Linked DNA regions of Homo sapiens: region 2 is linked to region 1. Evidence: chromatin contacts called from ENCODE Hi-C data. All regions are on one chromosome and are shown on one strand. Each heading gives the region's core, a stretch centred on a gene start or an enhancer-like site at or near the end of the contact. The rest is flanking DNA. Distances are from core to core; before and after follow the strand shown. Region 1 overlaps FIRRE (firre intergenic repeating RNA element). Region 2 holds the start of PABIR3 (PABIR family member 3).

Region 1 (4,687 bases), core at 693-3,192:
CAGATTACATAGTCCATACAGATTAGCCATTTGATACACAGAGAAGTAGAGAAAAATGAAGAGTGGATTAAAGAGGAGAAAATAGAAATATCAGGGAAAAAAATCCAACATACGCTATTATGCAATTGGTGTTTAAAGAAAAAATACATACAGATTATAGTAATACGATAGGTCATTTTGTGTTCACTTATCTGAATTCCATATTTTCTAAATATTCTGTATTGAGTCTATTACTTTTAATTTTAAATATTTCTACTTATAAATATTTATATAAATAAAAATATTTCTATTTCTTATAAATAAATAGCTATTTTCATATTTTTAAATTATACTTTTGGATAACTAAAGTACAACTGTCAAAATGCTCATACTATAACCAAGAGAAAAAGTATAAAAGAAAAAATATGCAGGACAATGCCCAATTTTTGTAAACATGTATGTGTATATACAAATTAAAATTTATCGGCCAGGCGCACTGGCTCACACCTGTACTCCCAGCACTTTGGGAGGCCAAGGCGGGCCAATCACCTGAGGTCAGGAGTTCGAGATCAGCCTGGCCAGCATGGCGAAACTCCGTCTCTACTAAAAATATAAAAATTAGCTGGTCACGGTGGCACACGCCTGTAATCCCAGCTACTTGGGAGGCTGAGGCAGGAGAATCACTTGAACCCAGGAAGCAAGAGGTTGCAGTGAGCCGAAATTGCGTCACTGCTCTCTAGCCTGGGTGGCAGAGCAAGGCTCTGTCTCAAAAATAGAAAAAAAAGGCCGGGCACGGTGGCTCATGCCTGTAATCCCAGCACTTTGGGAGGCCGAGACGGGCAGATCATCTAAGGTCGGGAGTTTGAGACCAGCCTGACCAACATGGGGAAACCCCATCTCTACTAAAAAAAAATACGAAATTAGCCGAGTGTGGTGGCACATGCCTGTAATCCCAGCTACTAGGGAGGCTGAGGCAGGAGAATCGCTTGAACCTGGGAGGCGGAGGTTGCGGTGAGCTGAGATTGTGCCATTGCACTCCAGCCTGGGCAACAAGAGCGAAACTCCATCTCAAAAAAAAAAAATTATCAATATATTTAGGTAAATAAAGCATAAAGATGTGATCAGTGTTTGTCTCAAGACTGTGGAATGATAAATAGGGTGAACATTCCTTTCAGTGTGCCTTAGGAAGTCACGGTTCACACAGTTGTCCAACTTGGACAATAAATTATACAATTATCTAAGGAGGATACACAATGTACATTCTCTACCTAACTGCCCAATTAATTATTTAAAATGTGTTGTTTCTTTATTCATTCAAAGCATCGTGTATGTGAAAATTAAAACATGAATATATGAGGCATAAAAATATAAAAGTGTAAGAAAAGGTCATACGATAAAGTTGATAATGTTTTAACATATTAGTTCAAAACCTATGGAACAGCTTAACTCTGATGTCTTTAAATGATAATAGCTAAATATGAGTATTTATTTTGAACATCAAGTTTGAGCAACTGAAATATTTATTAGTGAGTTCTCCATCTGGAAAGACATTTAAAAAGAAGGATGCCATTTTGGTTACTTTCTAAAATATGTGAGCCAGAAAATGGAGTACGCCATAAGAGCCTGGGAAATGAGCCAGGTCAAAGACCACAACGTCTGATGGAGACAGATAGCCAAGCCTCATACAAGCTTTGGAGTTCCAGCAATATCTTTTCCTCATGCACGGACTCCTTGGGACTTGAACCTTGTATCAGAAAACTTGAAAATGGGGAAAATCCTGCATATCTAATGGTGACCGATGAGGAGATCTATGAAGCTGTAGTAGAGGAAACTGAATTACTGAAAAGAAAAGATGCCTAATGAGAGTGGGTGGTTTTAGGCTTCAGTTTGATTGTATATGGAAAGCAAAAGCAAAAGCGCAGCGGTGTGAGCAAGTTTCTTCAAACTGGGCAAGACACAAGGTAGCCATATTTCCTGGTGGCTTTGCCTGTTAGTGGTGGTTTTTTTCAGATGGAATGGGAGGGAGAAGAAGGCCTGGGGGCAGGGTTAGTTGGCTTTTCTGGGCCCATACTGCCATCGCGAGGAAGTAGTTTGACAAAAGCAAAAGCTTCGGGTTTGAACTTCCCTCCTATCTAGCAGTTAAGAAAGATGTAGCAAATTCAAAGGTTCAACAGGGCCTGACCCCAAGATGGGCCTTCTCAACTTCAACTCTTAGGCTTTCCAGGAGTTCAGTCTGGACAAAGGCAAAATCTCAGTGAAGAAGCTGCTAAGTAAGGTACCAGGACTGATGCAGGGCTTTGGTTTCCTCTCACTGTGGGCAGGACTATGGAAAAACTACAGTCTACACACAGCTTCTGGGCATTGGTCTCCTGACCCTGCCCCTTAGACCATGAGACATTTGGGCTGGCACAAGATATCCCTGTACTTTGGGGTATGGGCCCCAATGTTAGCAACGTTAGAATGTGAGGAGGGGGAAATGAATCTCATTCGAGGTGGCATCTAACAGCAGCTGGAGGTCTCAGGGACACCAAAAGTCTGGTGCCTCTGTTGCCTAGAGCAAGAAGGATCTGAGGAAAAGGAGCATGTGTCACTGTGCCAAGTCAATAAATTCCAGAACATCAATAAGAGTGCAGATATACACAACCAGAAGGCCTGGAGGTATTCTCTGAGCCCAGGAGTTAACAGCTGTAGTGGCTTTGCAGCATTTTTTTCTAGGGTCCATTGTGAAGGCATACCCACGTGGAGGGATCTGCTCTCATTTCATCTCTCTTAATGGGACAGAAATGGTTTCTTTAGCTTTCTTCTAAGGAAGATGAGGCTTTTAAGGCTCAGGATCTAACTGTTCATTAAGATTAGCAAGTATTGTTCTCTGTGCCTGCTCCTTAGCCTTTTTCTGATGAAGATTCCTTGTAGGCCTGACAAGATATCCTTCAGGGAGTTGAGTACATCAGGACCCCCAGAAAACTTGCCTCTTTAGTACCACTCTTTCGTACCAGGGATGATCTCTGTACATGATCCTTTAGAGAAAATGCTGAGCAGTCCATGAAAACAAGCATGAGTATTTTGATATTCTTTCTTCTGCTCTCTTCTAAATCTATTCCATTTGAATATTTGCATGAGTACGTGTATGTGTGACACTCATGGGTTTGTTGGTATGACTTTAGGCTTCCCCATAGTTTGCAGATCTCCTTGGGTTTTGAAATTTTTCCTTTTCCTTTTCCCTTTTATTATAAGGCCACCGCATGGGTCATTAAATATCCTTCGGATGGTTGGATTTTGTGTTACTTATAAATTTGCCCAAAGATTTTTGTTTTCTTCACCATAAAAAGTGATTTTTTAAAATTTCCATATGTAAACAGAGCAATGTATAATTTTCAGAGAAACTGATTCTTACACTGAAGGCTATTTTAAAACCTGAAAGGTATACCTTTGTTTCTTGATTTCCAATGTAAACTTTGCTTGTTACTATTTCAAACGTGGAGACATGTATAACGTTAATACTTGAGGGCATGGCCTTAAAATAATTACTCCAGGAAGGTAGACACAATGAGTATCTTCGTTAGAAGACTGCAAATTCATTCTTTAGAATTCATATATATGCACTCAACTTACAGTAGTCATACATGGAATAAGTAGAGAGAGATAGACTTTATTTTTTCCTTTGTTTTCTCTTTTTTTTTTTTTTTTTTTTTGAGACGGAGTCTTGCTTTGTCGCCCAGGCTGGAGTGCAGCGGCGGGATCTCGACTCACTGCAAGCTCCGCCTTCCAGGTTCACGCCATTCTTCTGCCTCAGCCTCCCGAGTAGCTGGGACTACAGGCACCCGCCACCATGCACAGCTAATTTTTTGTATTTTTAGTAGAGACGGGGTTTCACCATGTTAGCCAGGATAGTCTCGGTCTCCTGAACTCGTGATCTGCCTGCCTCAGCCTCCCAAAGTGCTGGGATTACAGGTGTGAGCCACCGCACTTGGCTTGTTTTCTTGTATTAGTAAACTAGGATGGTTTGATCCCAAAGAGTCAATAATTTGCTTTAACCCCTAATCAAAGAGGTGGAATATCTTTACTGATGTGGACACTGAGAATGGAATTCAGTCTTTTCAAGGACTTAAGAGGACTACCTGGTATAGCTGAAACATGTGGAGTCAATCTACTAGAGAATAGGCCCTTTGCTCCTCCCCACTCTCTGACATTGCAGAGGAAAGCTGAATGAACCTACTCATCTCTGCACTCCTGTCTCCTATGGGAATGTGACCTTGACTCTGGACAAAGAGTGTGCTCATGTGAAAGGTTAAGTGATGCACACATATTGCCCACCAAATAGTTAAACCAATTGACAATGCTTCCCACCTCACGGGAACTTGTCCAATTCTACAAATGTTCACACAAACTAGGTGTTATCAGTGGTTTCATGTTCAGTAACTTACTTAGGGATATTTTGAAGAGGTGGGGAATGGTTGAGACTTTGTCATACTGTAATTTACTTGAGTATTGGTGAATTTGAGAACCTCTGCCAATGGACTTTGTTGTTCCATGGCCTTTTTCTTCTGCGAAGTTTGTGCCTGGTTCCTTTTCTCTTTCCTTGCTGAATTGTTTCTCTTTAACTTTTCATCTTGGAATAGCTAATGATCTGTAATGGATGTCAATGGTTGAAGGGCAGTAAATACTGACAAACAATTGCTTGTAGTTTCCTGTTTTTGCTGTTATTTTT
Region 2 (4,687 bases), core at 898-3,397, 3.0 Mb after region 1:
TTATGAGTACAGAAATTCAAGGAGATATTCTGAGGCATCTCATTTTTTTTTTTACTTAAACAGAAGGGCAGAGGAATCTTGGCTTTGCCACTTAGTAGTTGCAACTTGAGTAAACCCCTCTGGGCTTTGGTTTCCTCCTGTGAAAAATGGGCATTGTGATGGTGCCTACCTCAAAGAATTATTGTAAACTTTAAATGCAATCACCTATTTAAAGTGATTAGGACAGTACCTGGCACATAGTAAGTGCCCAACAAACGGTAGCTATTACTAATCTGTCTTATATAAGGAATGGAGACTCCACATCATCCTCATGTCTGGGATTTAAGTAATCTAATTCTGCCTAATATACTCAAGTTTGTCTTATTCTATTCCCAGAATGAACAAAGAATACATATTTATTACCTTACATGTCATAACTTGTCACGAACTATCTCAAGACTGTCCCATTATTTTAAGTTCACCACTGGGTAGCTGAGCAGGGTTGATGATTGAACCAATCCAGATAAGTATGTGAAAACATTTTGTAGGCCAGGCGTGGAGGCTCATACCTGTAATCCCAGCACTTTGGGAGGCCGAGGCGGGTGGATCACCTGAGGTCGGGAGTTCGAGACCAGCCTGACCAACATGGAGAAACCCCATCTCTACTAAAAATACAAAATTAGCTGGGAGTGGTGGCACATGCCTGTAATCCCAGCTACTCTGGAGGCTGAGTCAGGAGAATCGCTTGAACCAGGGAGGTGGAGGTTGTGGTGAGCCAAGATTGCGCCATTGCACTCCAGCCTGGGCAACAAGAGCGAAACTCCGTCTCAAAAAAAAAAAAATGTTATCCGTAAAGTGCTATACCAGTGTTATGACTATTTTAATTAATAACTCCCATTTCACTAGGTTTATTTGCCTTGTCTGCCAGTTCTCTATATGGTTACTAAAATGTGTGGTTTTACAAAATTATTAGCATGGAGTTAAGATTTCAGTACTCAGTGTGGCTCATTAAGTGATGGTGAAAATTTCTAAAAGAGTAGTTCTTAAAACGATATGAGCCATGGCAGCATTCTTAGAATGTATGTAGCTTCTAATACTACCTGAAATGAAAACACTGATTTGCATTGATACTAAATTCTGAGATATTTGTTTTTAAAAAAGCCTCACTGCTTTAACTCAAATCTTTGTAAATTAGCTGAGGTCTTTATTTTTTATATGAATAGCTGTGAGGAGCCAGATTATATATAATGTAAAAATACACACTGAGGCAGGCGCGGTGGCTCACGCCTGTAATCCCAGCACTTTGGGAGGACGAGGCGGGCGGATCACCTGAGGTCCAGGAGTTCGAGACCAGCCTGGCCAACATGGTGAAACCCCGTCTCTACTAAAATACAAAAATTAACCAGGCGTGGTGGCGAGCACCTGTAATCCCAGCTACTCGGGAGGCTGAGGCAGGAGAATCGCTTGAACCTGGGAGGTGGAGGTTGCAGTGAGCCGAGATCGCGGCCACTGCACTCCAGCCTGAGCAACAAGAGCGAAATTCCATCTCAAAAAAAAAAAAACAAAAAACTGTACGATTATGGTTTAAAAAAGAAAGAAAGAAACCACACTGAAAACAGTAATTCGTTTGCCAAATGAGCTCAGTTAGGTTAGCACCTTAGCAAGACCCTTTGGGACCAAGTGGCCTCTAAGCACTTAGGTAGCAGTATCTTTTTTTTTTTTTTTTTTTCAGACTTTTGCTTTTCTAAAATTACAAAGGTGTAGTGTGTCTGCTGTTACAGGATGGAAAAATGCATCATAGGAGGTTAGAAGCTTGTTGGCCTCAGTCATAAAGGGATAAGAAAAATGAGAATTAGGCATAGGGCAGGAAGGACCTCACTCCTCCCAACGCTTTCATTTCTAAATAATGCTTAAGGAAACCATGCCAGGGTTAGTAAAAGAGTAGAGGCACAACCACGGTAAGTGGGCATTGGGGAAAGAGGAAGGAGGGCAGGACATGGGGATAAAGCGGTTTCTTAACTGCGCGTGCGCCCCTGGCAAAGCTGACTAAGGCGCCTGAAGTGACGTCATTGCCTGCATCACAACAGGCGTCGTCCGGCTGATAGCTTATCGCAGGCTCTGAGGGGCGGGACCCAACTGATTGTCAAAGGCGGCAGATTGTAGTTTTTGTTTTGGCCGGAAAGGCTTACCATGAGTTGCCAGGGCTGAGAGAGATGGAGAAGGATTCGCGGCGGTGACAGATTAAATTCCCCAGTTACATTATAGACTTGGAGGTGGGGGATCTTCTCATCGTTAGAGGCCCCGATCATGGGAGATAGGCGGTTCGGAGCCAGTTCTGCCTAACTTTGTGTTCACTGATGTTAGGGCTGCTAGGGCTGCAAAGGTGGGCACCCCTACTCGCCTAAGAGCTTTCTCCTCTCTTCTCTTTTTCCCCTTTGCCTCTCTCCTTACATCACCTGCCCACTAAGTAGACTTGTCCTTGTGTGGACGGGAGCCGGAAAGCCTTGAGAACTTATTCCTCGACCCGGACATGGCACAGGAGAAAATGAAACTAGGTTTCAAGTCGCTGCCGAGTTCCACTACCGCAGACGGCAACATTCTGAGAAGAGTCAACAGTGCCCCTTTGATCAATGGACTTGGGTGAGCCGGGTTGAGATACTGGAGGAGGCAAGCGGTGGGGAGGAGGTGTTCGGGAAAGTGATTTCCTATAGAATTCCCGTCCCTTTATTTGTTGAGGTTCTGCAGGTAACTCCCTTGTTCCTGGTGTCCGGAGATCCCACCCTCAACCTTGGGTGGGGGTAGTGGGACGGGCTGACCTGAGGGGGAGCGCGCACCCACCCTGAGGTTGACAAACATCTGAATCTGAACATCCTCCCCTGATAGTCCACTCGGACCCGAAAGTAGCAGCCAGTTGGTGTGGAGCACGGCTTTTTTCTAACTTCAACCCATTTCTTACCCACTCCTTTGAAGAAACTTAGTATCCTCCCCCACTCACCTCCAGATCTTCTGCCATGACTGTAATATTTGTCATTTCAGCTGCTTTGTCACCTCTGACCTTCACCTCCAGCCGCTTGAATGGAAATGGTTGTCAAGCAAATAAGCTTTGGACTTTTTTACATTTTTTTTTTTGTCTTTTTTTGAGACGGAGTCTTGCTCTGTCGCCCAGGCTGGAGTGCATTGGCACGATCTCAGCTTACTGTAACCTCCGCCTCCTGGCTTCAAGCAATTCTCATGCCTCAGCCTCCCTAGTAGCTAGGATTACAGGCGCCCACCACCACACCTGGTAATTTTTTGTATTTTTATTTTTTATTTATTTGTTTATTTATTTTTGAGACGGAGTCTCACTCTGTCGCCCAGGCTGGAGTGCAGTGGCGTGATCTCGGCTCACTGCAAGCTCCACCTCCCGGGTTCACGCCATTCTCCTGACTCAGCCTCCCAAGTAGCTGGGACTACAGGCGCCCACCAACACTCCCGGCTAATTTTTTGTATTTTTAGTAGAGACAGGGTTTCACCGTGTTAGTCAGGATGGTCTTGATCTCCTGACCTCGTGATCCGCCCGCCTCGGCCTCCCAAAGTGCTGGGATTACAGGCGTAAGCCACCGTGCCCGGCCTAATTTTTTGTATTTTTAGTAGAGACAGGGTTTCACCATGTTGGCCAGGCTGGTCTCGAACTCCTGGCCTCAGGGGATCCGCCTGCCTCAGCCTCCCAAAGTGCTGGTATTACAGACGTGAGCCACTGCTCCTGGCCTACACCTATTTTTTATTGGAGCAGAAAGTTTTGGTACCACAGAAGCTTGATCTCCTAAATTACACATTCTCACTGGGTGATACTTCCCCCAAGGGGAAGAGAAAATAGTTCTTGGGGGAGTGTGAAAAATTTTTACTCTTTTTATGTATAAAGCGCAGATATACATACAGTATGTACACAGATATATACTATATATGTGTTATTAAAATTTCACGAAGGGGGAGCAATTAGGGGAAAAATGTCTAAAAAGGCTTTTTAGAGGGTCAATAATGAAAAAAGGATTTAGAAACACTACACTAAATGATGGTTAACTGTATTTCTGAAGATCTGGGATTACTAAATCTTGTTTCCTTTTTTTTTTTTTTTTAAGACGGAGTCTCACTGTGTCGCCCAGGCTGGAGTGCAGTGGCATGATCTCGGCTCACTGCAACCTCTGCCTCCCGGGTTCAAGCGATTCTCCTGCCTCAGACTCCCGAGTAGCTGGGACTTCAGGCACCCGCCACCACGCCCACCTAATTTTTTGTATTTTTAGTAGAGACGGGGTTTCACCGTGTTAGCCAGGATGGTCTTGATCTCCTGACCTTGTGATCCGCCCACCTTGGCCTCCCAAAGTGTTGGGATTACAGGCGTGAGCCACTGCGCCTGGCCTAAATCTTACTTCTTAAACTAGACTTTTAAAATGAGATGTTGGATTTCACATTTCAGTATTATAAGGTTTTCTAGATACCGTAAAAATGTCTGAAAAATGCATTCACTACATATGTTACTAACTTTGCTCTTCACCTTTTGTTGCATCATACTAATTGATAGTTGTAATTCACAGTACCATAGACTATCAGGAAGGGATTCAGAGACCAGCTTTACCCTCCTTGTTTAACATATGAGGAAACTGAGGCCCATAAATCTCCAAAATGACGTTTAGTGGCAGAGCCAGTACTAGGAAGCTCTGTTTCCTGACTC

What was found. A loop is a pair of places that touch in the nucleus more often than their neighbours do. Pooled maps may share reads with other maps.
Region 2: a loop to region 1 is called in a map of naive thymus-derived CD4-positive, alpha-beta T cell, with 8 times the contacts of the local background. The contact joins the promoter of PABIR3 here to the enhancer-like site in region 1. A Hi-C loop is called at or near these places in 2 of 168 maps with a recorded cell type or tissue (GM12878 and naive thymus-derived CD4-positive, alpha-beta T cell) and 6 of 50 pooled maps.

What each region holds. Positions count from the first base shown.
Region 1 is chrX:131,811,334-131,816,020 of GRCh38, forward strand. The region is part of intron 2 of FIRRE (firre intergenic repeating RNA element); the gene reads right to left. Among named protein-coding and RNA genes, the nearest start is that of FIRRE, 17 kb to the right of the region's middle. RefSeq lists an enhancer at 1,728-1,997. Within about 2 kb of position 1,943, at least 17 of the 41 ENCODE cell types and tissues checked have a DNase peak (open chromatin) inside an H3K27ac peak, as active enhancers do; they include GM12878, where a contact is called at or near this core.
Region 2 is chrX:134,805,090-134,809,776 of GRCh38, forward strand. It overlaps PABIR3 (PABIR family member 3), which reads left to right and starts at 2,148. Exons shown (of 11, transcript NM_001388447.1): 1 at 2,148-2,252; 2 at 2,451-2,619. The coding sequence starts at 2,510. RefSeq lists enhancers at 2,505-2,664, 3,050-4,006.